Regions from separate parts of the Homo sapiens genome. Here region 1 is linked to region 2. Evidence: chromatin contacts called from ENCODE Hi-C or POLR2A ChIA-PET data. All regions are on one chromosome and are shown on one strand. The core of a region is the stretch at or near the end of the contact, and the rest is flanking DNA. Distances in the headings are between cores, read along the strand shown. Region 1 has its middle 120 kb from the start of MIR548AP. Region 2 has its middle 22 kb from the start of MIR7706.

What was found. Hi-C counts contacts between places; a loop is a spot of excess contacts on that map. ChIA-PET counts read pairs that join two places held with the same protein, here RNA polymerase II (POLR2A). Pooled maps may share reads with other maps.
Region 1: a loop to region 2 is called in a pooled map, with 4 times the contacts of the local background. The contact joins two enhancer-like sites. A Hi-C loop is called at or near these places in 1 of 50 pooled maps. POLR2A ChIA-PET finds 5 or more read pairs at or near these places in 2 of 52 experiments (activated CD4-positive, alpha-beta T cell and activated T-cell).

The regions. Positions count from the first base shown.
Region 1 is chr15:85,948,652-85,951,858 of GRCh38, reverse strand. No RefSeq gene overlaps it. Among named protein-coding and RNA genes, the nearest start is that of MIR548AP, 120 kb to the right of the region's middle. Within about 2 kb of position 1,583, at least 3 of the 41 ENCODE cell types and tissues checked have a DNase peak (open chromatin) inside an H3K27ac peak, as active enhancers do.
Region 2 is chr15:85,356,674-85,359,906 of GRCh38, reverse strand. No RefSeq gene overlaps it. Among named protein-coding and RNA genes, the nearest start is that of MIR7706, 22 kb to the left of the region's middle. Within about 2 kb of position 1,751, at least 12 of the 41 ENCODE cell types and tissues checked have a DNase peak (open chromatin) inside an H3K27ac peak, as active enhancers do.

The DNA.
Region 1 (3,207 bases), core at 334-2,833, 590 kb before region 2:
CTGGAAGAAATGAAGACATGCACTCAGAGGTAGCAGAACCCAAGGGCAAATCGTATCAGCCATATGGGCTTACTTCTTCATGAGACCTGCTGAGCCCAAACCCAAGGATGTGCTGGATCAAAGAGCCACCTATGTGTTAATTCAATGACAGGCAATCTCACCTAGAGATCTAAGTTATTTCAGTGATCACTTGCCTTTGGACAACACTTACCTCCCTCTGCCCCAAGTCACCACACCCTCTTCTTTATCAGGCCAGCTTCCCTCTGAGGGCCCAAGACATTGTGGATCATCATCAGGCATGATGGAGTACAATAGAAAAGACAGACAGACTTTGGTTCTAAAATCCCTAGTGGGTCACCTTGGACTTTATTCTTCATTTCTAAAATGCAGTAACAGTAAACACACTAGCATACAGTTTCATTTTAATAATTAAATGAGATACCATCTACTAAGTATTTAGTACAGGTCCTAGCCCTAAGGAAGTGCTCAATTAGCTAATCTCAAAAAAAAATAAAAATAAAAATAAACAGCTCCGGACTTGGACAAGGGCAGACTTTATTTGAAAGGATCATTTCAAGAGAAGGGTATGAGACTTGCAATAGGGGGTACAAGGACTGCTGAAAAAAAAGGGGTGGAGGGGAATGCTCCAACCATGAGATCCGCAAATGCCTCAAGGGTTAGGAAGAAAGGGGCTTTTCCTTTTAAGGAGGAGTCAACAAGGTTAGGAAGAAGCTGGTGTGGGGAAGTAGGATGGAAAAGAGGCACAGATGGAGGTATTCTGATCTGACAGTAGATCAGACACAAAAAGGGAAAGAGGAGTTCTTTAATCTTTGCTATTTTCTAGGACCACAGGGCTGGGGTGAAATTCAGCCTCACTACAGTGAAAGCTTGTTTAATCTCCGTAAGCCTCTGTTTCTTCCTCTGTAAAATGGGGGTAGTAATAGCTACTTCCCAGGACTGCTGTGCAGATTAAATGAGACAAGATATGCTAAGTGCTGACCAGGGCTCCTGGACACAGTGAAACTAAATATTGTTGCTTTTTTTAATGTTGCATATCTACCATGTATCAAGCATTGTGCTCAGCATTGTAACAAAAAATATTTTGAGAAGATTTTGGGATGCTGAAGCAGGAAAGGCCTGGGACAGGTGCGGTGGCTCACAGATAGCTTCTATACCTTCCTTACTGCCCTTTTCTAGGGAATGAGAGAGACACAAGTTTGATGATCTCCATTGACCCTGGACTTCACAATTCTAAATCACAGGCTGTCTGAAATGAACATAGCATGGTATCCAGGAGATTTCCCCCAAGCAGCAATTTCATTAGTCTTCCCAGATGCAGAATACTGGCACTGTACTGATTCTGCTCTCTCACCTGGGCTGGGTGCACGCTGAGTCCACCTTTTCTACAGATGGTGATGGCTGAGCAGGGCCATGCTCTCCATGTGAACCCAGCTTAGGATCAGTGACCTCAGACACCCCCTCTGAAGCCCTCAGTCAGCTAGATGTCTCCTTCTGGGACCAGGCAGAACTTGCCCTGTGAGTGGTGGTATAAATATAGTTCCCTCTGGGCAGCCAGCCTGAGCCGCGCCAACTGACTTTCCATTACCACCTGCACTTCACATGCTACGTGGTTTCACTACTCAGAGCTGCTCAGCCACTCGGGGTTCAGTATTCAAGAGCTCTGGGAAGCAGGGCCAACTTGTATTTTGATGATTTTCTTTCTGCCATCTCAGCACTGTAGACACCCTCCTTTCTGAGTGCTAGGAAAATGCAGCTGGACCTGATCTGGGTTGTACCATGAATACCTTGGTATATTTTCACTTGGTATTCAGCTCCCACTAGACCTGAAATACACTAAACCCGAAGCTTTTTCATGGAAGTCACAGGAAAACATGCTTTTGGGTTGCTTCTCTGGTGCCTTTCTACTATGGAAAATGGGACTTAAACAGAAAATGGCAATACAAAAAAACCATTTTCTGGCAGGTCGTCTTTGTAACTTGATGAAGGCCCCAGATCTGATCCGCATTTGGCCTGTGGACACATTATCAGGTCAACACACAATCGCCTGCACATTTTAATTTGGTTGACATTTTTTAAACCTAGAGATTTCACCTAAAAGTCAAGATTTCTGGCTTTCCTTGAAGAAAAAAAAATCAGATGTGAGAACTCTTGGGCCCATATTTCTACGTAGCAGAATTGACTGGAGCTAAGCTGCAGCTGCTCCCATTACAGGGCATCACTCTCCAGCTCACCACGGTCCCCAGATCTCATTCACTGATGGATCAAAGTTATCGAACACCTGCAATAGCCCAGACTGTCCCAGGTCCTGCTGCTACAGTGGTGAACAAGGGAGAGGAGTCCCCCGCTATCACAGAAGGTGCATGCTAACATCCCCCTTGTTTCCTGACACTGAGGTAGGTGGCAGCTGACATTCATCATCACACTTGTGCCTTTGTTTTCCTTTTAGTTGAGTAAAGAGGACAGTATTGCTCAAATAGACCCACATCACTCTTGGGTTACTAATGGGCCCCTGTAGATGTTTGCATGGTAATACCAACTCCAATCTTTACCTGTCCAACCCACTAAAGTGAAAATGCTGGAAAGGGTAGGAATGCAACATGCATTTTTGTATTTTCAGTGTTTATGTTAGTATCTGCCATAAGTAGTTTTTTGGTTTTTCATTTGTTTTGAAACAAGGTCTTGCTCTGTTGCCCAGGCTGGAGGGCAGCAGCACACTCTTGGCTCACTGCAACCTCTGTCTCCTGGGCTCAAGTGATCCTCCCACCTCAGCCTCCCAAGTAGCTGGGACTACAGGCAAGCACCACTCCACCTGGTTAACTTGTATTTTTGGTTGAGATGGGGTTTTACCATGTAGCCCAGGCTGGTCTTGAACTCTTGGGCTCAAGCTGTCTGCCCACCTTGGCCATCCAAAGTGTTGGGACTACAGGCATGAGCCACTGCACCTGGCCAAGTATAGTCTTAGCAAATAGAAATATTGACATAAAAAGATGTACATAAGGAGTTGGTATAATCAAAAGAATTAAAAGGAGAACTTGGAGTATGTATAGGGGATCTTGGTTCAACTAAGGAAAAGTGACCCCAGGTTGCCTTGAGCTGCAGTTACCTTGACATCTTTCCATGTCTGACCAAGTATAACTACCAAAGCTGTTTCTTCTTTGGTGCCTGTCTCAATTATGAGTCCTCTGT
Region 2 (3,233 bases), core at 502-3,001:
AGTACTTAATCATTTTTATTGAATAAAAGAATAATTGAATTGCCCATTTCCGTTTCTGGAATACACAGTGTCTCAGGACGCCCTTCTGTGAATTTCTGATCAATGAATCCTATGTTAGAAAGAATAGATGACTCTAGACCTCTCAAAAGGACTTTCAAATACAGAAAGAAGTTCAGGTCCGCCCAGGAGATTGGGCGACCAAGATACAATTAACCATGAGTCAAACACTGGCTTGTGCACTTTAGTATGTATTTTCTCATTTAATCTTCCTAACAACAGTTAAGTGTAAGTCTTGTTTTCTCCATCTTATAGATGAATACGCTGTTCAAAGCCCAAGCAGCAGGGAAGTCTTAGAGTTGGGGAACTCATTTCCAGATTTTTTTTTTTTTCAAGACAGTCTCACTCTGCCCCCAGGCTGGAATGCAATAGTGCAATCATGGCTCACTGCAGCCTTGATCTCCTGGGCTCAAGCAATCCTCCCACCTCAGTCTCCCCAATAGTTGGGACCACAGGAATGCAATCATGCCTAGCTAATTTTATTCTATTTTTTTTTTTTTTTTTTTTGTAGAGTTGGGGTCTCAACTATACTTTCCATGCTAGTCTTGAACTCCTGGCTTCAAGTGATCCTCCTGCCTTGGCTTCCCAAAATGCTGAGATTACAGGTATGAGCCATCATGCTCAGTTCATTTCCAGGTCTTTTTTTTTTTTTTTGAGACAAAGTCTTGCTCTGTCTCCCAGGCTGGAGTGCAGTGGTGTGATCTCAGCTCACCGCAACTTTTGCCTCCTGGGTTCAAGCAACTTTTCTGCCTCAGTCTCTCAAGTAGCTGGGATTACAGGCACCCACCACCAGGCCCAGCTAATTTTTTTGTATTTTTAGTACAGACAGGGTTTCACCATGTTGGCCTAGCTAGTCTTGAACTTCTGACCTCAAGTGATCCACCCGCCTCGGCCTCCCAAAGTGCTGGAATTACAGGTGTGAGCCACCACGCTCGGCCTTTTTCCAGGTCTTTATGATTCTAAATTCCTGTTCTCTTTTCATATAGCATGAATGCACAACTTCTTTTTCTTTCTCTAGGAGGATCTGGGTGAGGGGAACATTTCTGGTTTGTCTTTTGAAAGAAATAAATGCAGATTATTGAGACCTACAGGAGCCTAGGTCTGTCTGGGTTTGCAGTACAAGGTGATCCTGACCCTCCCCGACTACAGTATTTACTCATGAAGTTCAGATTCAGAGAAAGAGGTTGACCTAGAGAAGATGGAGCAAACCTGGACCAAGGAGACACTTTTGACAAGACTTTTCTATTTGGTTTAAGCCTCTACAAACCGATATCATTGTTTTTAGTACAGCATGCACTAATTGCATCGATATTTTATTTTTGGCTAGTTCATGTTGCAGATATTATTTAACAATATAAATAAATATGTCCCTTCATTTTGGATGCATTATACACATCTTTCCTGAGTTCTTGAATACAGTGATGAGCAGAATTGAACAGGTGCATTTCCATCTATGTGGCCTTAGGATTGTTTCTGCTAGAGTAGAATGAAGTTTGGTAGTTTGGTCAATGACCATAATACCACTCACCTATCCAGTCTGTCTCTCTCTGGCACATTAGCACTGCCCTTTTCCCCCAGGGAAGTCCACTTTAGTCCACTGGAATTTGTGAAACCAGCTGCACCTTGGCAAGCCCTGGCCTGGGATTAATTTGGCAGGGAGGTTATTCTGAGAAGTCTCTGACTCATAACTTTGGGGCTAACTCTGAGTACCAAGCCCCAGCCCTGCCCTCTTTTGATTTTTCTCTGTGCTGATTCATTCTGGGTTGGGACTTTATTGTCAGCAGTCATAATTGTATATGGGTGGAACTTGGTTTTTAAATATGGCAAGGAGCCAAGTCTAGGGCTTCTGCTAGCTTTGTTATTAATTGTGTCATTTTTTATTAACTGAAAAAAGGAAGAAAAGAAGGGATGATAGGAAGTAGAGAAAAAGGAAGTAAAAAAAAAAGAAATATCCCACTGACCCAAGCTGAAACCTATTCTCTTCCACCTTCTATATTTTCTCCAAGCCCTTGGAAAGACTTGTCCTGAATCTTGCTCACATGAGAAGAAGCCAAGTGCAGTAGAAAAAGTACAGCCGGGCACAGTGGCTAATGCTTGTAATCCTAGCACTTTGGGAGGCCAAAGTGGGCGGATCACCTGAGGTCAGGAGTTCGAGGCCAGCCTGGCCAACATGGTGAAACCCCATCTCTACTAAAAATACAAAAATTAGCCAGGCGTGGTGCTGCCTGCCTGTAATCCCAGCTACTCAGGAGGCAGAGGCAGGAGAATCACTTGAACCCAGGAGGTCGAGGTTACAGTGAGCAGAGATCATGCTCTCCAGCCTGGGTGACAGAGCGAGACTCTGTCTCAAAAAAAGAAAAAGAGAGAGGATAGATTTTGGGGTTAGCATATCTGAATAATTGTATGATCATAGGCAAGTTATTTAAACCTCTTTGAAACTCTGTTTCCCAATCTGTAAAACAGCAATAATATTTACTTTTAGGGTTGTCATGATGGTTAGAAATATTCTGTATAAATTGTCTGGTACATTAAAAAGCATTAATAACTTGAAAATATCATTGTTATAGCTATTTTTATTTTTATTTTTATTTTTATTTATTTATTTATTTTTGAGACGGAGTCTCCCACTGTCGCCCAGGAGCGCAGTGGTGCAATCTCAGCTCACTGCAAGCTCCACCTCCTGGGTTCAAGCCATTCTCCTGCCTCAGCCTCCCGAGTAGCTGGGACTACAGGCTCTCGCCACCATGCCCAGCTAATTTTTTGTATTTTTTTAGCAGAGACGGGGTTTCACCGCGTTAGCCAGGATGGTCTCGATCTCCTGACCTCATGATCTGCCTGCCTGGGCCTCCCAATATGCTGGGATTACAGCCGTGAGCCACCGCGCCCGGCCAATATCTGAATAATGGTATGATCATGGGCAAGTTATTTAAACCTCTTTGAACCTCTGTTTCCCAATCTGTAAAACAGCAATAATATTTACATTTAGGGTGTCATGATGGTTAGAAATATTCTATATAAGGTGTCTGGCACATTAAAAAGCATTAATAACTTGCAAATATTATTGTTATAGCTATTTTTATTAAGGGATCCTTTGAAACAGTGAGAATGTAGCCTCGCAGAATAGACTGAAAGTTTAAATTTCATTCCTCTGAAATTGTGGCAGAATGTTCTATGCT